Regions from separate parts of the Mus musculus genome. Here all the other regions are linked to region 2. A link is a loop called in an ENCODE intact Hi-C map of the cell type or tissue named here. Cell type or tissue: left cerebral cortex. All regions are shown on one strand.

Region 1 (8,000 bases), 83 kb after region 2:
TCTGGTTGGTCCTCTTTTGTCTCTAGAAACCTCTCAACCCCCACCCAAAAAAGCTTTCATTGCCACTTCCTAGTGGGTAGAGAGCAGTCAGCCAATAGATATTTGATTCTTTGAGGAAAAAGCTGAGTTTTGATGTCTTTTAATCAAGCCTTTCAGAGTCCCTCTGTGGGGGAGGCCAGGTGGAAGCGGGGTGGGAAGCTGGTCCCTTACCTAAGCTAATCTAGACACCCTCCCACTCCTCCCCTGCCCTCTTGACAGATGCAGTCATCCTGATCACAATGAGTATTCTCTGAGGCAGGAAGGCAAGGCTCTGGAAGATGGTCAATGCCTTCATTAAGAACCCAGAGTAAAGGTCAAGCAGACACCAGCACCGCTGAAATCTAATTTCACTGTAATTGAATCATCTCAGCCAAAGGCTGTATTTTCCAGCCCTCTCATGGCCTCTTCCCCAACAACTGTCAACAACTGTGTGAGCCTACCCATGTATGCGCGCGCTCACACACACACACACACACACACAGGGTGGGGGGACACAAGGATTACACAAGAGTACTTAATAAACAACTATAATTCTCCTGGCTCGGATAGTTCCTTACCACCCTCTCTCCCTGGATCCTAATACTGGATACAAATATTTAATCCAAACCCAATCTTGTGTCTGTTAATGATCTTCAGTGTCTCGCCCTCAGCAAGAGGACAGGATATTATGTTTTCCCTGTGATTTATGACCTCTTCTGTCTCAGTATTGGCAGCAATTTATTTACATGGCTTTGGAGTGTGTTACATGTGTAGTATGGACATGAGGGTGCATGTCAACCTATGTGTAGAGGCCAGAGGTCAATGTCATGTCTTCCCCAATCACTGCCCAGTGGTCCCTGGATTCCAAACTCAGGTCCTCACGCTTGGGAACTGAGCCAGTGCCCCAGCTCCTAACCCTCCCCTGTTTTAAAAAGGTCTCATTATGTTGCCCAGGTCAGCCTTGAACTTGAGAGTCTCCTGACTGCAGGCTTTCACCTGTCCAAGTCAGCAGGCATCTTGAACAAGAACATCATTTCCTTTAAGCTGTTTCAGGCTGTGTTTGGTGGGAGCTGTTAAATGCAGTGCATTTTTTCCTTTGGACACAATAAAAGAAAAAAGTGATTAAATGAGTTGGGTGTGGTGGTGCGAGTCTACAATCCTAGAACTCACGAGATTGAGGGAGAAGCATTGCTTTGAGTTTGAGGTCAGCTTAAATTACTTAGTAGGAACACCAGGCCAAATTGGGCTATGGGATTGTCTCCAAAGATAAAGAAAAAAGGGAAGGAGAGAAAAGAAAAAGAAAGGAAAGAAGGGGAAAAGAAGGAATCAGCAGAGAATAAATAAGTCAACATGCAATGGCCAATATACTTTCTAGGCCTCTAATTCTTTTATAGTTTGTGGGAAAATGTCGAAAATCTTCGTTACCAATTTCTTGTTACCAAAGTTCAACGATGGCTTCCTCGCTCCGTTAGGTAACCTTTCATTTTCTCAACTACCCATTATGTAACGGGAGCATTGGGTACTGGATCAGTCTTCCATTAAAGATGATTTTTATAGTTGCTGAGCGTCGTCAGGGAGTGCTGACACTGGGGGCGGTTTAAACAGATACAAGCATTTAAGCCAGTCCGGAGCGGTGACTCATTCCCCCACCCCCCACCCCCCCGCGAGAGACGCGGCGCGGCCATTGGTGAGCATCACGCCCCGCCCCTCGCCCAGCCTAGCTCCCGCCTGCCCCGCCCCTTTCCACTCCCGGCTCCCCCGCGTTGTCGGATCAGCAGACCGATTCTGGGCGCTGCGTCGCATCGGTGGCAGGTAAGCGGGCTGCTGAAGCCAGGCCTTGGCGAGCACTCAGCCTTCCGTCGTCAAGCTCGGCTCACTGCGCCTCTCGGGGCCTTGAGGCCACGGGGACTAGGACTGGGACTGGGACTGGGGCTGAGTCTGGCTGGGAGGTGACTGTACACCCCCTGCTGCGCGACTCCTGGAGGAACCGAATCCCAGGGCAGCCAGGCCGGGAGCCAGCCTTTCCTTCCCGAGCCAGATTCACAGCTCAGCATCGCTGGGGATGGGGGTGGCATCTTTTGACTGTCCTTGGCTGTTTTCTTCTCTCTTTGTAGTAGCTACAGCGAACATAATTTTACCTCGTTATTCCACCACAGTCATTACTCCCTTGCACAGTTTCATTCTCAACGTCGCCGTGCGCCTTCACTGCCCTGTCTAGGCGTTTTCATGATTGTCTATTTTCTTGTACTTTGAATACCGTGGTTTAATAGCAGTTGCGGGTGCGCAGAATTCTCCATTTCCTTAAGAGAAACTCCTGGGAGAATGGGACTAAAGACGTGCAAATTTAATTATATCGCAAACAGGAATCAAAATTTTGCATTAAAATGCCAAACATCTTGAAAAATTAACTATTCAATGAAGAAAAGGAACTACTTTACCTACACACACATCCGAGAGCTTCGAGGAGGCGAAGGAAATAGAAAGCTAAGGGATGATTTGGGTTGTATTTGAATCTGACACAAGCTTTCCATATTATTTATAGCAGGGACTAAACGATGAGTCATTTTCTGAATAAGATGCAAATTAAAGCAAGTTTGTTTGTTGTCTTTACATCTATTAAATAGACAGAGACAATGGCAACAGCAACCCTAACCTAGAGGTTGCCTGAAAGTGTCAGGTTTGGGAACAAGTGGCCCTGCTTAAGGGCTAGAAAGATTGCTTTACAACCAACAATCATGACTTGACATTGCCTGGGGTTCCTTTTGTCTATTCCTTTTTTAAAAGACTAGTGTTTATTTTATGTGCATGAGTGTTTTGCATCCACATTCGCCTGTATACACACCTGGTTCTGTGGAGGTCAGGAGAGGGTGCTGGATGCCCTGGCACTAGAGCCGTGAATGGTTATGTGAGCCCCTGCCACAGGGGAGCTCAGAACCAAATCCAGGTCCTCTGGAAGAGCAACCAGAGCTCTTAAAACTTCTAAGTATCCCTCCATCCCCTTTCCATCATATTTGGAAAGGAGAAAACTGCTACCCATGCCTGGCATTTATTTCAGAGATTAACTGTCTGTGTAAAACTTGACATTGAAAGTGCACTATTCTGTTTCCCATTCATACTTAGTTGAGACTACTGTAAGTCAGTTAGGGCTTTTTTTGTTTGGTTCCTTGGTTAGTTTGGAGTGTGTTTGTGAGCTCATTAACAGGCTTTCAGTATGTAGCTGAAATTTGCTGTGTAGACCAGACAGGCCTCAAATTTGTGGCAATCCTCCCTGCATCTTCCCAGAATGCCCTGGTACAGGCATAAACCACCGTGCCCAGCAGTAAAACAATCTGGTGAGGTATTATTAGTCGTGTGCTGTGACCCAGAAACCCCACTCCTGGCAATTTACTGGGAAGGAACAAACAAAGGGCTAGGGGAGCCATATGGCCTGCAGTTAGAGAAAATTAGATCCAACTGAAAAATCAACCTAAAGGTGTAAAAGCCAAGCAGTTAAGAAACTGACAGGCTCATGATGGAAGCCGAGGCCATCGTGAACACTCTTCATTTTAGGCCCCACGTATCACTGGGGACAACTGAGAGTCAAAGTACAGGTAAGGAGACCAAGGCTTTTCAGGACTCAGGCTGTCTCAGTGAAAAGCCCAGAAGAGCAGTAATTGAAAGAGCTCAGACGATGTGTCTGATCTCCTCTGTTTGTTTGTTGCTGTATTATTTCCACTAACTTATTTGGGAGGAAAAAAAACAGTTCACAGGCTTCTTTTCTTGAAATACTGGGGATTGCTGGGATCGAACCCAGGGATAGGTTTTTAGTTTCTAAAATAACATAGATCATGCCCTGTTTGCTTTTTGGAATATGTTTGCGCTGCCCTTATTTTCATGTTCAAATACTGCTCCATTTTGCGTGACTCTTTAGTATTGGTTTGATGATTTGCATATTAGATTAGATTGTATTTCAGTTCTCAGACTTATTTATCAATTCTAGTTTTCTCTTTTTGTTGTTTTAAAGGACTCCTGAGTATATTTCAGAACTGAACCATTTCAACCGAGCTGAAGCATTCTGCCTTCCTAGTGGTACCAGTCCAATTTAGGAGAGCCAAGCAGACTGTGAGTGCCCTGTGAATCATGATGGTCTTGGGGAGGGTTGGGAGGGGAACTGAAAAATCATCAACTGGGGAGATGGGGGCCAGAAAACCTCCGTGCTTGTTCCAGAGGCCACTTATGCCTCACTGTTCAGTGCTGTCTTGCGAAGTCAGCTTAATTCTATGGGACAAGGGCCACTGTTTCTCCTGAGGACTGTGCTGGGCCAAGGAACTGAAAGCATTTTAAAAATATTAAAATAGATAGGCATTTTTATGACAAATTTCAAATAAGAAAGGTCGAATGAAGGATTTTTCTTGTTTGTTGTTTGTTTTTTAATTTGGGATTGTTCTTTTGTTTATTCTTGGTTTGAGGGTTGAGTTTTTTGGTTTTTCAACAGGATCTCCTATGCCCAGGCTGACCTGGAACTCCCTGTATGCAACCTTCTAGTCCTGTGCCAAGTTCCAAGTTCCAAGCCAGGTTACCACACCCAGCTAGTTTTTCTGAATGTTGGTTTTAACTTTCTCATTCCATTCTTGAAAGGCATCTGTGAGCTCCTGCATAATAAATACTTAAACATACATTTATATCTAAAACAGGGATGGCTACAGCATTATAAAGTAATGCATAAATGGATAGTGTGGGCATTCCCTCTCAAACCTGGGAGTTCTGTGTTCAGTAGTTCTCTGCTCATTGCTACTGCAGTATTGTGTGGCTACTCCAAGGGAGCTGCATCCTCTTAACAGAAAGTGTAAAATGTTAGGTTCCGGATGGCCTAGCTTTGCGAGGGAGGGAAGGAGGGCGGGCAGGCGGGCAGCAGGCTCCATGCGAGGCTTTTCCAACCTCTCCCATTCCATCCATAAATACATCCAGGCTGTCCTGGGCGGATAGCTGATTTTTTTTTTCCAAAGTTCTTAAAGTAGCTCTGATAATGAGTCAGCTTACGGACCCTTTACTCTATTTAATCCAGAGATGGGCCTGAGATACCACTTAAAGCCCTAAAATGTTTTCCATGATCTTTCATAGCTTGATCCAGGTCCTTAAGGACCAGTGACATCAAATGATGAGAAATGAATTAATTGTACTTAGCACAAGAAAGATAGGAAATTTCCTCCCAGGGATGGGAATAGAGGGTGGGTCTGTCTGTCTATCTATCTGTGCATATGTGTGTCTGTCTTTATGTGTTTTTGTGTGTGCATATTGTCTTTATGTGTTTGCATGTATATATATATATACGTATATATATGTATGTATATATATATACATACATATATATGTTTGTGTGCCTGTTTTGTGTATTTGTGTGTGTGTGTGTGCTCAAGTGTTATTCTCTCTGCTTCATAATTTAACAGATTCAACTTCAAGTTGTATGTATTCTGAGCCTAGTAGGTTGCAGAGACTGATCAATATATATGGATCTCAGCAGCAGCATCTTAGGCTGCCACAACTTCAGGACAAGTTCTTAGCAGCTCTGCTCCTTGATGCCTATGCATAGCAGGAATAGAATAACTGAGTGACTCGTAGACCTTTTGTACCCTCCTCTCTATGGTTCCATGACTGCACATGTTGCTCCTATGAGCAGAACCTTGTGATGTCTGTGCAGGTTTACATGGCATTGGACCAGATCTGCTCTGGATTCTGTTCTTACACAGAATTTCTCCAGTTTTTAGGGGGTTTGTTTGGGTTTTTTTGTTGGTTGGTTGGGGTTGTTTGTTTGGTTGGCTGGGGTTGTTTGGTTGTTTGGTTTGGTTGGTTTGGTGCTAGGAAGCAAATTCAGAGTCTCACATGTAGCAGACAGATGCTCTAGCATTGAGCTAAATCCACCATCCAGTTCTTTTTAGGCAGACAGGCAGGCAAGGCTCAGCCCAGTCTGGCTTCCAACTCATTTCATAACCAAGGCAGGTTGAGCTCTTGATCCCCCTGCCTCCACCTTTCAGTCTCTGGGACTGCATTTGTGAACACCATGTCCTTTCAGGTGTCTCTGCACCATGTTTCTTAAAGTCCTCTGAATTTGGATAAAATAGTGTTAACTCTGGATTATTTGGATAGAATTGCAATCTCTTATATTGGTTTCTAAAATACATGTCTTTTTATTATTCTATTATTTAAGAAAATATTTATTTATTTATTTACTTTATGTATATGAGTACACTGTAGCTGTCTTCAGACACACCAGAAGAGTCCATCAGATCCCATTACAGATGGTTGTGAGCCACCATGTGGTTGCTGGGATTTGAATTCAGGGCCCCTGGAAGAACAGTCAGTGCTCTTAACCGCTGAGCCATCTCTCCAACCCTCTAGTATTTTTTTAATCTCAGCAAAATTGTATAGCTTTCCTCAGTAAGTCTGCTATTTATATTGAGGCTGAGCCCTAGATATTTTGTGTTCTTAATGTCAAATGTTACCCACTGTGTCTTTAGATGCAGCAGATTTCAAAGACTGCCATTCTAGCGAGCTTAGAGGTTTTTTTTAACCCTTTAAGGCCTTTCCAGGTGATTTTCCATCATTTTCACGTAGGAAATCACAACTCTGTAAGCTCCTAGAAAAATCTAAAAATGGCAACAGGCTTGATGTTTTCATCACATTAATGAAAACGCTTTCTTACTAGGATCATAGGTGTAGGCCAATACCTAGCTCTGCTTTTTAAAATTCATATACCAGTTATTCAATAAAGATACATTGAATGCCGGGCAGTGGTGGCACACGCCTTTGATCCCAGCACTTGGGAGGCAGAGGCAGGTGGATTTCTGAGTTCAAGGCCAGCCTGGTCACAGAGTGAGTTCCAGGACAGCCAGGGCTACACAGAGAAACCCTGTCTGGAAAAACAACAACAACAAAAAAAAACAAAAACAAAAACAAAAAAAAGATACATATTGAATGGATTCATTCTAAAGTCACTTTTATAGTTTATATGTTAATGGGAAGGGGTCTCATTTCCCAGAGATTTTTAGTTCATAAGACAAATATAGTTACTGTCTCTCTAGAGCTTTCTCGTTCTGAGCAGATTTTCCCTCTCTCATGTCCAAACTATAGCTGCCATGTTGGGGTGGTTTTATTTATTTATTCATTTACTTACTTACTTTTTGATTCTGGGACTTGAACCCAGGTCCTCACACATTGTAGCCAAGTGCCCTACCACTCTACTTTGTTGCTGTGTTTTCTAATGATACATGTGTGTCTATATTATCAAATAACTCTTAATTTTATTTAGAACGTCCACATGTTCTAGATTTATTTTGTAAATTATTTCTTGCAAATACAATACTTCATTTTAAAATGTTCTCTTCCTATTCTCCCTTTTTAGTTGTGTAACCATTGATCTTTTCATTTTTACTATCCATTTCTACCATTCATGTTCTCCCGCTGGCTGTGTGGGCTCCTGGACCCCCAGGAGTCCGCCATCTTGACAATATTCAACTTCCCTTTTATATTTTGTTCTCATTTTATATGGTTCCTAAGGACTTTAATAGCTTACATACCATTGGCTCTCTCACTACTGCAAATTAGTGATTATATATTAATCATTTTCTCAGAGAATTGATGTCCTACTTTTTGTAAAGCTTCTTTGTAGACTCTAGAAAGAACCCTCCTGCCGACTTTAATGCTACAAACACCGTGAGCATATGTACATTAGCATCTTGTGTGTGTTTTATTGGCTTTGCTCATGGTGTTTTCTCATAGCATTGAACAAGATTTCTTGGTTATTACCATCAAATTCATCTCTCTGCGTTTGCCTGTGCTTTGTGTCTCCTTGTCTGGAAAGCCCTTCTTCACCTTCCGGCTCACAAGAACACTCATCTGTATTTTAATATCATACACATGCATGTTCACTTGCATGCACACATGCATGTACCATGACACACACAATTTTGGGCAGTAGTAGGACATACAGGTTGTTTTTTTTTTTA
Region 2 (8,000 bases):
TCACTTAAGGCTGACTGATCTTCCATTGTTTAGACACACCATATTTATTACATCCATCTAGAGACACACAGTTAGGCTACTTTTGTCTTTGATTGTTATGAATAATGCTGTTGTAAACCTGGGTGTGAAGATATCTCTCTAAGTCACTGCTCTCTGTATTTTTGACTATGTAACCAGAAATAGGCTCATTTCTGGGTCTGTGCTCATTCTCTGTACAGTGTTTAGGAGGACTGCCTTACTGTTTTCACAGTCAGTGTACTCCCAGAGACAGGAAGTAAGGAGTCCCGTCTCCCCCAACCCTGCCCCCATTTGTTATTATTTTAGGGTTTTGGGTGATAACATCCCAATGAGTGTGAAGTGGTACCAGACAACTTTTCTCTTTTTAAGACGGGGTTTCTCTGTATAGCCTGACAGCCTCTGGCTGTCCTGAAACTCTCTCTGCAGACCAAGCCAGCCTCTGCTTCTCTAGTGCTTAGATAAAAGCCATGTGCCACCATGCCTGGCTAGTCAGATAACGTTCTTAACACCAGCACTAACATCTGCCCACCCATTGGGTGGCACTGTTTGGGCTCCTGGGGTGTAGACAGCTGGGGTAGATGCAGGGAAAGGTACCTATCTGCAGCTACAGCAGAACTCAAGCAGGAAGGAGGTAACTTTGAGTGGGCCTATGGACTGAGGCCACAGGCAGGGCAGTAGAACTCAGGAAGGACAGAACACCCCTGCCTGGCTGGGAAAGAAATTAGACATTTTCACTGAGGCTGTGGCACTTGAGGCAAGCTTCTAAGTGTGGACCCAGCTTGCCCACAGGGAGGAGGAGGAGACTGGCATCTCTGTCACAGGAGCAGTGTCACCAAAGGCTAAAAGCAGGAAACCCTTAAGAAGATGTGTTCTAGGCAGCAAAGAAGGCAGTTTGCTTGAAGCTTGGATGCAGAAAGGACAGTATCAGATGCTAATGCTAGGGGTATGTATTGGCAAGGATTCTAGGGGCTTTGAGGCAGTTTGTGCTCAGCAATAGCCACCAAATGGTGTTGAGCAGGAGTGTCACGTGAGACAGTGTAGGGCAGTGGTTATGCCCAGGCATTCAGGAATTAGCCTGAGTCCAAATACCAGCTTGAATTCAAATACAGTTCGTATTTGTTATCATTGAGACTTGGTTTCCCATCTGCAAAATGGGGGAAATGAGAATAGCTACCCACCTAGGGGAGCTATGAGATCTAAGTGGAGAAAGCCCTGAAGATTCTGTGTTGTGTGGAGCTAACTTCATTCATCTCATTTGAGCTCTGGCTCATGAGCAATTGCTCACGTCACTGTGGGGAGATAGATCCAGTTGGGGAAGTAGGTGCTGAAACCAGGGGCCCCTGTAGAGATGGTAACAGTGGTGACCATGCCAAGTATGGCCAACAAAGGACTCTGGAGAGAGAGGGTGACAGAGTCACTGAGGGGTCAGATGGGTGTGTGGATTAGGCAGATAAAGAAGACAGGGGAGAGAGGGGCCTGCATCTGACAAGAAGAGAGGTGACAGCTGAGTAACTGAGGGACTTGAGCAGAGTGAGATGGAAAAAGTAGGAGCTCATAAATGAGGAGATTGCCCTGGAAAGCTACACTTTGAAGGTTCTTTCAGAGTACAAGAATGTCAAACTGGAGGCTGAACTTTGAGGAGGCATGCTCAGACAGGGGAGGAAAAACAGTTATACATCCAAAAGAGAGAGGAAGTAGCAAGCAGAGGGAAGACAAGGAGGGGATGGAAGGGTACAGTAACAGTCCCCAGGGTGGCAATCAACTAACAGCTGTATATTAGACCCAAGTTCAAGGTCTGCTTTGCTACCAACTTAGCTGTGGGCTATTGGGTAGGTTACTGAGTCTCTCTGAGCCTTCGTTCTCTAGTCTGTAAAGTGAGTGTTGTAATAGAACCTCCCACATAAGGCAATTATGAGAATTAAATAAGGTTCTGTTTGTAAGTCCTGATTGCCATGCCTGGCCCCAGCAACAAAGCCTAGAGGGGTGGTAGCTGGAGATCTTATGATCATCACAAACCCCAAGGCAAGTAAGCAGGAGCCAGAGAGGCGGATCAAGAGCAGCTGCTGCTGAAACCTGGGAGAGAACGGTAGAGCAGGAGGCTAAGCAGGGAGACCTTGAGGGAAGCATACGGCAGCCTGGGTGGTGGTGGTGGTGGTGCTAGTGGTGGTAGGGCAGTTACCAGTGCTGATGGGGGATGGGTGGGTACCAGTGCTGATGAGGTGGGTAACAGTGCTGATGGGGGATGGGTGGGTACCAGTGCTGATAGGGATGGGTGGGTACCAATGCTGATGGGGGATGGGTGGGTAACAGTGCTGATGGGTGGGTACCAATGGCTGGACAGCTCAGAGCCCTCTAGGGAGCAAGAAGGTGGACAGAACTTAGACATATGCCAATCAACATGTCTTCTCTGACTTCAAAGAAAGCAATGTGGATTTTCACATAAAGGCTCAGTGGAAAGATAATGGTAAGGCTTGGGTCTCTCCTCATGAGCAGTGAGAGAGAATGAAACAGCTACAGTCCAGATTCTATACTTAGGGAACAGGGCAGCTTGGGAGGTATACGGAGGAGTGGCATGCTGGTACAGTTTTAAAGGGTGGATGTAGGGGTGGAAGGAGTGGTGGGTTTGCATCTCTGGTGGGGTGCCATACCTGCCCTGGTAAGTGTTAGTAAAATTGAATGACAAGGGTCTACAATTCCCATGTTGAGGTTTCAATAACATTACTTCTCCAAAGATTCCCCAATTCAGGTTATGCTATGCCCCTCAAATAGTATTAAACCAAATCACATCACCCAACACCCCAAATCTTACACTAACACACTTTGGGGGGCCCTTGACAAACTGAGAAGGATGGAGCCCCGTCATCCTGGAGACAAGCAGCTGGAAGGTGTGTGTGTGCAGGAGTCTCTATGAAGACATATAAACAGTCTCTGTCATCTGAGAACAACCGAATACAGAAAGCTTATTTCGTTAGCATAAGAGTGTCAGACACATTGTACCCCATAAATACAAACCATTGTCAATCAAGAGCAAAATTTAAAAACCAACCACCAGGGGGCACTTGCTGAGCATTTTCTCTGAGATGATCTCATTTTCCCTCCGGAAGTCTTGCCCTGATTTTCAAACTATTGCACCATGACAGTGAAAGCCAAAAAAGAAAAAAAGAAAAAAGAAAAGAAAAGAGGAAAAGAAAAAGAAAAAGAAAAAAAGGAAAAAAATCGGTTCATTCAAAGTATCCCAGCCTTGTGGTTGGGCCACCCACTCTAATTTCACAAAGCAGTGGGAGGATCAAGGGACAGCTCCAGTATTGCTTAGCCATGATGGAAAATCAAAGCTAGACTTCCAGTTATCTCTGGAAGAGTAGTGTCCAGTAGCTGTCGGGTAGCCAGGCAGCTTAGAAGGTCACTCTACCCCTCCACCTTTCAAGTTCCTTCAAGCTGTCTTAGGTGCGGTTGGACAGGGGACGTCCTTCCAAATGCAGCCTGTGGGGTTCGGGTTTTTTGGCAGGAGATCACAGTGCTGAATACAGCAGCCCTCTGTCCTCTGTGCGGGCTTCTGTGGAACCTTGGCTTGCGCTCTGGACCGCCTGGGCTCAAGGAAACCATTGCAATAGGAGGAAAGGTCTAAGCAGACCCAGGGTTTTCTTCCTTCCAGGCGCCCTCTGGTGCCGCTGCACACTCAAAGAAAGGCTTCTTTCACCGGCGGCGCTAGGGGAAGTGGGCTCTATTTTCCAGTCAGAAAAGGAATGGGCTGTTCTTTCTTGGTGCTTTGGTGGGATCCTCACGGCCCATCCAGGTAGTTTACATATGAAATGACTCCCCAGCATCCCCAAGCATGGTGCCTGAGACCCAGAAGGCACTTACCCTTTCGTAAAAAAACGCTTTCTTCTACTTCTTAACCTCAGGTGGCCCTGACCTGGCTCTAAGTCACAGGTAATGTCTACATCAAAGTTGGGACTGGGTCCTTGAATATTTCTCTCCAAATGCAACAACAACAAGCCCTGATTCTGTAGCAACGACGGGAATTTTAATGATTAAGTCAAGTGAGTCTTTAAATTACAGATACTAATATAACTGTGTGATTCCCCAATCTGTCCCCAGATTGGCCCTGGATGGTCGCCCAGCCTCCAAGAGAATCAGTTTCCTAAAATGAGAAAGAATTCAAAGTGAAAATGTGAAAGAAAGGGGGGTAGGGGGATAGGGTTGGGTATAGAAGCATATTCCCCTCGTTATTTCATTGTTAGCTGGGGGGGGGGGGGGGATATGTCATGCTGTCATGCTGGAGACCGAACAAAAGAGGAGAATATTCTTATATCAGGCACTCTACCACACACCTCTAACAGGGAGGGTAGCAGAGACAGACTGAGCAACTGTCCTTAGTTGTGTGGGAATTCTCAGCTGGTGAGAATCTGCGGTCAGACAGAGTTTGGGTAGGGGCTCATTTCCTTCCCATATTCTCCTAATTGTCCTTTCCTACTCTGCCTCAGCTTCTCCCTCTGAGACTTAGATCTCTTCATCTTAAGAGTTGATGAAGACTGGCAATCTATCTTCTGTCACCTATATTTCAGGAGTACACAGGTGACAGACTTCTCTTCTAGGATCAAAAGTCTTCCCTAAGGGAGAATAAGAAGGCCTAAGCTTGTAGAGAGAAGATCATCGTTTAGCAGGAATCTTGGCGAAAGGGCATCACCTCTCAGTATAGCAAGACCACACCGAAAATAAAGCACATAGGAGATTGTCAGGTCTAAGACCAGCACTAAGAATAGCAAGGCCTATTTATCACGAGATGCCTGATAATCATTATAATAGTAAATACTTAACACTTAGGGTAGAATCAGTCATAGACTTAATATGAGTTTGTACATATTAGAGACCCGAGTCTCACTTGTCTCTGCACTACCCTTAGGCCATTAAATTAGCTCTTCCTAGTCACATTAACTTTTTGAGTTTAGGAATGAAGATTCCACACTATAAAAATGTATAGGATGTAGTTACACATCAGTTTTAAGAAGGAATCCAATGGGGGGGTGGGGGTGGTATATAGTGTTAGGTTGTAGTCAAGGTATGTTACTGAAGAGGACTAAAAGAAACACAATAAGCAAACCACAGCACAAAGGTTCCAGCTGCCAACAGGCTCCTAAACCGGTTTGATGGATACTGTGTGGGAGACCTAGTTAGTGTGCTTGCTACTTTGTTTGAAGAGAACTTTTAAGTCTTGATTTATGGCATGAACAGCCTTGTCTCTAAAATGGTCTTGAGGCTGTAGAGACTGAGGTGGGATAGATTTGCTGCAGAATAACTTCTCCAGTTATTTTGTTATTTTAGTCGGGGGTGGGGGTGGGGGGGTGGGGGTGAGGCAGGTCTTCGTGCCTCCTGAGGAGCCATCAATAAACATCAGAGGACACCCACATCCTTGTCAGGGAAGCAAAAGCTAATAAACAATTAGTTTTTCTTGGAGTGTGGCTGTCCTTTGGTGTAGGCTAGGAAAGGTGGTGGCTCAGTCCCCCCCCCCTCCCGTCACTAAAGCAAACAGACCCCCTAAGACTTTGGGGACTACGGACTTAATCTTTTTCCCCCCAAAGGCCAAGTGACTAGAGTAGTAAAAATCTTCCTTTGCAGCTAATGAAAGACTCACAACGTGAGGACTCCCCCACGTTCTGACTCAGGAGAGGCGACACCCCAAAATCACCCACAAGAAACGGTCTTGTTGCAAACTGCAAGAGGATTTTTATTCAAGAGCGCTCTTGGGCCCACGGTCATACACCATGCAGGGGTAGAGTGGCGCCCCGAGTAGCTGGGTAAGGGGGGTATTTAAAGGAAGAAACCACAACTCAAGGAAGTGGGGAGGGCGTTGTTGGAAGATACCAAAGATACCAGTTAAGAGTCACAAGGAAGTGTAAAGTTACAAGAGTCACAAGGAATACTTGGTAATTGTTAACTCTCAAGACAGCTTCTAAGAGCCCCTAACAACAGCACATTTGCATTTCAGGTTCTGGTAGTGGTCAGGGTGACTTTCTTTGAATGAGCACTCTTTGAACCCAGGAAGCAGGTGGGTAGAGGAATGTCGCTATCTGTTTTATGATTAGCATACCTTTACAAAGGCCACATTCCCAAGCCTGGGCCTAAAGGCCTAGAATTCTGTTTTTACTTTGTTATACTTTCACTAACATGCTAATGAACCACCTTCTTTTTTTTTTTTTAATATTTAAGACAACAAGGATGGTATTGGCCTTTGTTGAATCCATTTTTTAAAATTGTTGTTGTTTCTGCATAAGGTAGGGTTTAAACTTGATTTGGGAAAGAGGTGTCCCAGCCATGTCTGCAGCCTCCAGACTTTATCATAGGCTGTTCCAGGTTGTAAGCACCTGGCTATCCTGGCTACAGCGTCTAGCTGGACCTCGAATGAGCACTGCCAGATGCGTTGCCTCTCTGTCACATAAAGAGCAGTTTCCAAGGCTGAACCTGACAACAATCATTCCTTAGACTTCGGGCTATTCCCATAAACACTGGTGACTACATACATTTGTTTAAAACAGGCCTTGGGTTATCAATTAAGGCAGAGAACAAAGTCCCCATACTGAAAAATTAGCAGTTTTAACCTGCCACATCGAAAGTTACCCAATATACCTGATGGTTGAGTCATTCATTCCACTGGTTTTTTTCCCCTTAATTTATTTTACTTTGTGTGCATAAATGTGTTGCCTGTGTGCATGTATGTGTACTACATGCCTGCCTAGGTCCTCTGCAAGAGCAACAAAGTTCTTAACTGCTGAGCCATCTCTCTAGCCCCCCACTGGGGTTTTCATCTGGGAGCCAGCCTTGGATGGCTTCCTTAAGGACAGCCATGGAGGGAGCTGAGCCTATATTCTGAGCTCTGCCCCTCTACAAAGAGAGACACCACTGTTTGTTTTGTTTTTAGAACCCCACGCGGTGCTGTCCTTTTCCAGTGTCCTGGTTTTGTCACAGTTGGAGTAAGTTGCTGTCCCTTTAAAAGCCTCTCTTCTGCTAGGGGGTGGGGTGCTCCTCCTGAGCAGCAGGTTGTCTGCCTGGGGAAAACACCATTCCCCAGGAATAAAGCTATTACATTAACTGAGCTTGTTCCCTTGGCTATAATCCTCCCCTGGGCAGTTCAGACTGTCTCTATTTTATTTGTTGTTAGGAAGTCCAAGAGCTACACTTAAAAATTATTTGGGGAGTTTGGTGACTCACTACCTACTTTTGCAGTTTTCTCCTCATATGTTTATTGAGCAATAAAATAAGAATTATCAATAATCTGCCCATAAGAAAATTACAGCAAAGATAGTCACAAGAAGACCATCTTTTACAAAGTCTTGCCTTTCATGAATCATTTTGTGGCTCACACAGTTGTCCTGTGGCATGCCTATGCTTTGGGTTTTGTCCTCGTCTCTTTTCTTCTTTAATTTTGAAGCATCATTTTAGTGTAAGACAGAACTAAAATAATGTCTTACCTGAAAACATTTATTTTCCTCTTTAATCTTCTACCAAAAAATATTTTTCTATCTATAATTTTTTATATATTTTCTTAGTTAATGGTTTCTGTCTCAGAGTTTCTACTGCTATGATAAGACACCTTGACCAAAAGCAACTTGTGGAGGGAAGGAGCTATTTCATATGACATTTTCAGCTGACATGTTCAGGAAACTCAGGACACGAACCTGGAGGCAGGAACATACGCAAAGACCACAGAGGGATGCCTGCTGACTGGCTTCCTCCCATGGCTTACTTGGATTGATTTCTCTTAAAAAAAAAAAAATAAGACAAAACAAAACAAAACCCAGCAATAACAGCAACAACAAACCACCCCAAACAAAAACAACAGCTAGGTTCTCATTCATTCATCCACCCACCTGTCCATTCATTTTTTTTAATGTCACAAAATTAAATATAATAAGATTAAAAACTAAAAACTAGTACATCAAAGTTAGACAAGACAAATCAACAGAAGGAAAAGAACCGGAGAGAAG
Region 3 (8,000 bases), 69 kb after region 2:
CGGGTTCTCCCTGGTGTCACAGCAAACAGCAGGGTTTCGTTCTCTGGCTGAGTTGTAGTCCATTATAGCTGCATACCACACTTGCTTTCTCCCCTGTTCATTGATAGACAAAAAAGTCTATCAGTGTGGCTTGGCCACTGTGAATGGTATTCCAGGAGAATTCAGGAACCTCTTGGACCAGCTGTTTTCAACTGCCGTAGGATATATACATTATATCAGGGTTGCTGATACAGTAAAAGTTAGTCTAACCTTTATCTTTTTGTGGAACCTTCACACTTTTCCACATGGCTATACTAATTTATTTTCTTAACATTTTCAAGTTTCTTTTTCTTGATATCCTCATCAATATTTCTCTCTGGGGATTTTAAAATAATACCCACTCTCTGTCAGTGTGGCTTTGATTTCCATTTCTGATGAGTAGTGATGGATAGCGATCTGTTTCATATGCCTGTTGGCCACTGTGTCTTCCTTTGGGAAATGTTGATTAGGTCTTGTAACTGGTATGTCTTTATTGCCAACTTGACTCCATTTTAAGTCACCTAGGAGATTGATGAGGTACACTCTAGGTGTGTTTCCAGGAGGGGTGGGAGAAGACAGTCTGTCACCATCCCATTGGCGCAGGGTGCAGGCAGAGTAAGAGAGGAAAAGGGAAGAGCTAACTGAGAACCAGCATCCCCTTGTTCTGATCCCTGGGCCAGCATGGAACCCACTGAGCTGCCTTGCTGTGCCTGAAAACCCAGATCTCACTAAAGTTTTCCGTCTTAAACTTGTCTGTATCAAAGATTTGGTCAGAGCTACAAGAAAAGCAACTGACAAGGTCCACTTTAAAAGCAGGTTGTCTGGGTTTGTTTTTTCCATTGAGTTGAATTCCTTAACTGTCCTAGGTATCAGCTCCTTGCTGGATGTTTATGATTTTGAATACTTCTTCCCATCTTGTTTCTCGCTTTCCACCCTGTTGATCGTTCTGTTGTGCCAGAGCTCTGCAGCATGGTGCAGGTCTGGACACTGTCAAAGGCTGGCTCTGTCTGCTGTAGGAGTGAACCACTCATTTTCTCATACTAATGAGTCTCTTGGCAAAAATCTCTCTCCTCAAACAGCTAACAGGGCAGAAGGACAAACATTTTGCCACTCAGCCATTCTTGAGAGTGTCAAAATGCATTTCTTTTTTTTTTTTTTTCATTGCATACACTAGCAAGATTTTATTGAAAGGACCCAGATGTAGCTGTCTCTTGTGAGACTATGCCGGGGCCTAGCAAACACAGAAGTGGATGCTCACAGTCAGCTAATGGATGGATCACAGGGCTCCCAATGGAGGAGCTAGAGAAAGTAGCCAAGGAGCTAAAGGGATCTGCAACCCTATAGGTGGAACAACATTATGAACTAACCAGTACCCCGGAGCTCTTGACTCTAGCTGCATATGTATCAAAAGATGGCCTAGTCGGCCATCACTGGAAAGAGAGGCCCATTGGACTTGCAAACTTTATATGCCCCAGTACAGGGGAACGCCAGGGCCAAAAAGGGGGAGTGGGTGGGTAGGGGAGTGGGGGTGGGTGGGTATGGGGGACTTTTGGTATAGCATTGGAAATGTAAATGAGCTAAATACCTAATAAAAACTTAGAATAGGCCTAACAGTCATTAAAAATCATCGCTAAGTGGTTCGATATTAGAAAATATATTGTAATTCATATGTACTGTAAGTCATGTGTTTGAAGGTATAGACAGGGAAGTGACATTTAACAAAGTCCATTCCTGGATTAACTTAATGTTTAGTATGATGGTAAACATAGATATTTCCTCACTATCACCCATGGTCCTGTGCTGAATGGTGCGGCCTTTACCGGAAGGACCAAGCAAGGGCAGCACTACTGCCCCTGGATCCACCACAGTTCTAAAAGCCTCCCCCAGTCCAAGCAAAGACAGAGAAATCATGGCAAATGCTACACAAAGGAGGCCCTGTTTGTCATCATAATTCATGGCTACTGTGAGCAAGTTCCTGGAATCGGAAGGGACAGCCTAGAAATGCCTTTGAGTGAATGTAAAGTCTCAAAAATGGTTTGAGACTTTAGCGAGTTGGCAGACTGTGAATTAGCATTAAAATGTTTTTCTCTAATCAAATGGAAAGTATACATACATACATATATATATCAAATATAATGAAAGAAAATATTCTATTCATAATAGCAATGAAAACCAACATAGCTAGAATAGAAATATTCTTGATACGAAGTGTACATGATCTGTTTAAAAGCCTGGAAGACAATGGCAAGGTCTCTGACAATAATGCAAAACAAACTGAAAGAGAACTATGAGAGATGCAAAGATCTGATTGGAGGCTAGAGAGACGGCTTGGTGGTTAACAGTAGATGCTGCTCTGGCAGAGGGAGGACCAGGTTCGAGTCCCCGCACCCACATGATACAGTCTTACTCCAAATGAAAGGGAGGGATAAGGCTATGGCTTAGTGGCACAGGTCTCACTCCACATGCATGAGGTCCTAGATTCAATCTCTAGTTCTGCTGAGGAAGGAGAACAAAACAAGAGACGAGAAAGTATGTCTGAGTTCTGCTGCAAACTCGATTTGCTCTCGGCAGTCATGGTCACACATGTTGTAAGCTCCTCCATTTTGCCTAAACAATGTCTGCTCTTCAAACTAAAGTAATTTGGCTCCCACAGATAAAGTAACTTGTGTTTCTAGAATCATCCCTCACAGTAATCAATGTTTATGAATACCTGACATTTTAAAATTGACTACTCATCTTACTTTCCTCACTGGATTAAAAGAAAAAAAAGAAAAAAAAGCTGCTTTTTAGTCCCCTTTCAATCTCTCTGCCTACTTACAAATAGATGGTGGGCACTCTGGTGCCCCTCTGCAAGCCTTGCCCACAATAAAGGCGTGCCATCTTCAAATTACTAATTCCCTTGTCTGTCTGTCCTTTTTTTTTAACATTTAATGTAATTTAATTTTATGTACATGTATATTTTGTCTACATGTATATCTGTGTGTCTTGTGCCCCCAAAGACCAGAAGAACTATATCCTTCTGAATTGGAGTCACAGATGGCCATGAGCTGCGGTGTGGGTGCTGAGAACCAAACCCAGGTCCCTAACCACTGAGCCATCTCTCCAGCCGATTGTCTGTCTTTGTCACCAGCCTTACAACTATCACTGCCAATTTCCTCAGATGTGCAATGGAATTAATAAAAGCTCTTGTAATGAAAGTCTGAATTAATTAACACATGAAAGTGTTTCCGACAGCGCCTGGCACATAGCACGGGCATGCGTGTTACTGCTGCCATTTTTATTTCAAAAAAAAAAAAAAAAAAAACCAACAACTGCAAAGAGTCAAAGAAATGTCTGGACGAAATGAGAAAAAAAGTGTAGGTAAGCTAAGACTAAGAGACATTAAAGCAAATGGTGAGACTACCATAGTAACTATTTAAAAGAAAACATAAAAATTAGCAGACAAAAAAAGTTAAAATACATAATAAACTCAAGTGCACATGAAAATTCCATACATTATTTTACAGATGACATTTCCAAGCAGTGGAGAAAAATCTGTATCCTAGGAGGCCATCTGTGAGGACGATCTGTCAGCCGCTTGCGGAAAACAAGTAGTGTGGCTTCCTTTTGATCGAACTTATCCTTCATGGAACAAAGATTTAATTTTTTAATGCAAATTAAAAGCACTATCCTCGTGGTGCATTTTTTTTTTTAAAATAAATGGGGGATCCTTTGAAAGCTGGAAGCTGCAAGGTGTCTGAAAAAAAATCAATGTGTCAGCCTGCTTAGACTCAAGTGTGTCTCTCATAGCTCCTGTGGAACGGTGTCAAGCTGTAGACATGTTAGAGGTGACCAGGACACCAGGGCTTCCTTCTGATGAGTCTGTTGATACTCATCAGTAGCAAGGTCGTAGGAGGAGGTAAGTTGCTATGATGCAGGGAAAGGATGCGTCTGTTTCTTCCTCCACCTATGCTCACTTTTGTCCTTTCTTCCACCTTGAGGTGACACAGGTGCACAGCCATGGCCAGGGGCAGACCTTGGCTTTGGACTTTCAGCTTCCAAAACTGTAAGAAATAAATCCCCATTATGCATGAATTACAAACTCTTGGGTATTCTGTAGCACACTGTCCAAGGCACAACCTTACGCTTTCCATTTTCTACACGACACGGTTATGTTTACTAAGTGTGGAAGTTTGTATCTTAAATGAAATCAAAGTAAAATATCTATGATACATGAAGGAGACCAAAATTGGCTTCTAACTATTAAAAACAAAAACAAAAAACAAACAAACAAACAAATCTTTGTGCTGGCTAGTTTTTATGTCAACTTGATACAAGCTAGGATTATCTAGAAAGAAGAAATTTTAATCTAGAAAATGCCCCCACCAGATTAGCCTGTAGACACACTGTGGTACACTTTTTGATTTATGATTGACAGGAGTGGGCCCATCCCATGAGGTAGTGCCACCCCTTAGTAGGTGGTCGATGATGTAAGAAAGGCTGAGCAAGCCATGAGGGGCAAGTCAGTAACACCCTCCATGACCTCTGCATCAGTTCTGCCTCCAGGTTCCGCCTGGGTTTCCTATTCTGACTTCCCTAGGTGATGGCTACACACTGGAAGATGAAATAAACCCTTCTCCCTATTTTTTTTTTTTTTTTGCCACAGAATTTTATCACAGCAGTAGACACTAAGACAGAAGTTGGTGCCGGGTGGTAGGGTATTGTGTGAGAGCCCTGACGGTGTGTTTTGGGGAGGATTGTGGTAGCATTTTAGAACTTTGGGCTGAAAAAGTCACTGGACTCTAGGAGCTCAGCCAGCTTTTCTGTGGGACCTTGAGAGTTAAGAATGTTGAAAGCAATGTAGATGGTGGAGGCCTGGCTTGTGAAGTTTCATAGGGAAGTTCTGGAGTCTCTTAAAGACTATAGGTCCCTCCATTATTTTGAGTTTTAAGAATCTGATATTGGTCAACCGGGGCTGAAGAATTGGTTGTGATTCAAAGGCGATCAGAGCCATTAAAGTGAAACTGGGACAGTGGATGCTGGTTAGCTAGAGCTGAGAAATTAGCAGTGATCAAGAAAAGACCAGCATCATTGAAGACCATAAGTTTCAGAGCATCTCTTCAGTCCAGAGCGGGATGAGGTCATGCCTCATGCTGGCAGTCAAACTTGGTAGTATGTAAGAGTTTCCCAAGTGGTACTGGCTTTGAAGGCTTGAAGGGGTCATGGAGAGTAGCTGAGGCTTAGCACTGTGAGAGGCTAGAAGAGGCCATCGGTGAAGGTAGAGACTCAGCAGCAGTGAGAAACCCAGGACTGAAGGGGCTGTGGAGAGCAACTGAGGCTTGACACTATGTGGCATGCTTAGAGTCTCTGAAAAAAGCTCTGGAGAGGCTACGGGTAAAGGTGCAGCCCAGTTGCAATGAAGACTCTAACATTTTGAAGATGCCAGCACCATGGGATGACCACAAAGAACAGAGGCAGCCATGGAGGAGAGACTGCTTGAGTCTAGAAGACAAGCTGTGTGTGTTGCAGAGAGCAGAACCAGAAACGTGCTGCTGCCAAGCCCCTTGGCGCCCAGAAGGTCGTGTGTCTGATTCCATTGCAGTTTGGTTCTGTCTGTGCCTTAGTTGTTCTCTCTCGGAATAAGGAAGTACATAACTTATTTTTTATTTCATAGGACCCCACAGTTGAGAGACTGAAATCTCAAGGAGATTTAGAGTTTTGAAGAGACTTTGGGGTTTTTAGAGAGATTTTGGATACTTTTGAGACCGGGTATTTTCAAGAGACTGGATTTTTAAAGTGTTTGAATTTTTAAAGACTGTGGGACTTTTAAAAGTTAAAATGTTTTATATTATCATATCAATATTCACATGAAATCTTGGGGGCAAGAAAAAGGAAAAGGTTATGGCTTAATAAGTGATGTGTTTATGTGTCAAGTTGACAAGATGTCAATTGTGCTGGCTTGTTTTGTTTTTTAACTTTTTATTGGTTCTTTGTTAATTTTATATCATACACCCTTACAACCTCTCCATCAACAGGGTGTGTGTGTGGGAACATCTTGTTGTAAAAGCTGTAGTGTGTCACAGTGTATCTTACAATATACCCTTTTGTCCACACTTCTTTGGTTGCAAACATCCATTGCAAGGACTCGTTGGTCTGGTATGAGGTCTCTGGCTTCTTCTACTCTATCACTACTGGAACCTCACTGGGACTCTCTAAGATATCCTGTTGATGTTGCCCTATGTCGTGGCGATTCTGTAGTTTTGGATCTGTAGGACCCGCCCCTTCATGCGATCCAACAGTTCATTGATAGGGAGATGTTGGGGTGGACTAATTCAAAGTTCTGGATCTGGACCTGAGAGATATCTGAGCTGGTCAGCTGGCTCCCCCACTCTCACACCCTAAAACAGGACTACCAGAAACTCCATCCTTGACCACCAACCCCACCCCACCCTCACCCCCACTACCAGGACCATGCTGGCTAATTTTTATGTCAAGTTGGCACAAATAAGATTATCTGTGAAGAATCTTACTTGAGAAACACCAGTGGGCATCCTGGGGTGCATTTTCCTGATTAGTGATTGGCTATGGGCAGTGTCAGCCCTGGGCAAGTGGTACTGGATGGTATAAGAAAGCAAACTGAGCAAACCATGGGTAGTAAACCAGGAAGTAGCATCCTGCCTCCAGGTTCCTGCCCTGACTTCCCTGGATGATGGACTGACTGTAAGCTAAATTGGAATAAATGTTTTTCCTCCCAAGTTGCTTTTGGTCATGTGTTTTTATCACAGCAATAGAAACCTTAACTAAAACAACTATCTTGCAGGAAAAGTAAAATGTGTGATTAATTATAAGAAAAATAACAAATGGCTCTAAACATGAAAGACCCAATCTCCTTTTTGGTAATTTTTTATTTTTGAAACAGAGTCAGGTTTTTGGATAGTAGCAGGTTACTACATAACTCACGCTGGCCTCAAATTTACATCTATCTTCATCCGTCCGCCTTCTAAATACTAGAATTAAAAGCATAAGCCACCACACCCAGAACAACCTTTTGATCATGTAAATTTGAATTACTAAATATAATTTTGTATGCATCCAAATGCCAACACTTTAAAAACTAAGAAGTAATACCAAAGCCGTGAAAACATGTGTTCTCGACACTGTTAGCAGAAAGCAAATGGTGTACTTCTGCTAGGAAATTTCACAGTTTCAAGGTTTTATGAACTCACTCGTAGTCATCAGTCTACTAACTATTTACACAAAAGGGAAATGTATATACGAACAAGGAAGACTTTACTACAGAAGCACAAACTTTTGATTTGGGGATGGAAGCTGAGGAGCACCTCATCTAAGCTCAGGGCATAAGACACTCTACTTCTCAATTTTTCATAGTTTAGATGTGTTTTGTCCGTTTCCCCCCAACCCCCCCCCAAGGGCCAATGCATTGGACGCTTACTTCATAAAGTGCCAATGATAGCAAGTGGTATGGACCTTTAAGAGGATACGGATAGGCCGTCAAGAACTCTGTCCACAAGAGGTCGTTATCCAAGAACTCTGAGTCTCCAGGTTCTCACAGAACAAATCAGAGGAGTGAGGCCAACGCCCCAAAGCACTTTTTCTAGCTTCTTGTCTCACTGTGTCATGTCTCCCTTTGCACACATTCCTGTCACCAAGGCCTCTTCCTCAGGAGAATCCAGTGCAGTGTCTCTTACCCTTCAGAACTATGAACCAGAATAGTCCATTTTTCTTTGTAAAGCAACTCAACCTCTGGGTGTTTCCTTATAATGACACTATATTGCTTGTAATGTATACTGCCTTTGGTCTGGCTATTTGCTGACATGGCTTCTCCATCAAACTTGTATCACTCTCTTGATTCAGTTGCTATAGAGGCCCCATGACTTTGTCACACACTTACACCCAATCACTGTTTTTACCAAGATGTCTCCTATAAATTAAGAGTGGCTCTCCTCTAACTTCTCAGCCCAAACCATAGAAACTCAATGTTT

What was found. Hi-C counts contacts between places; a loop is a spot of excess contacts. Peaks named below come from ENCODE experiments on the same cell type or tissue, not always from the same donor. Only the 100,000 strongest peaks of a DNase experiment are listed, where the experiment ranks them.
Region 1: it touches region 2 in a loop (7-fold over the local background); 4 of 42 quality-filtered maps call a loop at or near these places.
Region 3: a loop joins it to region 2, with 2.0 times the contacts of the local background. A loop is called at or near these places in 8 of 42 quality-filtered maps.

Annotation. Positions count from the first base shown.
Region 1 is chr2:131,908,174-131,916,173 of GRCm38, forward strand. Prn (prion protein readthrough transcript) reads left to right here and starts at 1,755. Exons shown (of 5, transcript NM_001278259.1): 1 at 1,755-1,830; 2 at 4,022-4,119. It overlaps Prnp (prion protein), which reads left to right and starts at 1,755. Exons shown (of 3, transcript NM_011170.3): 1 at 1,755-1,830; 2 at 4,022-4,119. In left cerebral cortex, no CTCF peak of the experiment used is centred here; DNase peaks (open chromatin) are centred at 1,721, 3,414, 4,849 and 5,863; H3K4me3 peaks cover 5,297 bases; H3K27ac peaks cover 3,749 bases.
Region 2 is chr2:131,825,157-131,833,156 of GRCm38, forward strand. All of the region lies in intron 2 of 5330413P13Rik (RIKEN cDNA 5330413P13 gene), which reads right to left. Among named protein-coding and RNA genes, the nearest start is that of 5330413P13Rik, 18 kb to the right of the region's middle. In left cerebral cortex, CTCF peaks have their summits at 3,064 (motif pointing right) and 3,689 (motif pointing left); DNase peaks (open chromatin) are centred at 3,074 and 3,598; H3K4me3 peaks cover 369 bases; H3K27ac peaks cover 797 bases.
Region 3 is chr2:131,894,313-131,902,312 of GRCm38, forward strand. No RefSeq gene overlaps it. Among named protein-coding and RNA genes, the nearest start is that of Prn, 12 kb to the right of the region's middle. In left cerebral cortex, no CTCF peak of the experiment used is centred here; no DNase peak of the experiment used is centred here; H3K27ac peaks cover 351 bases.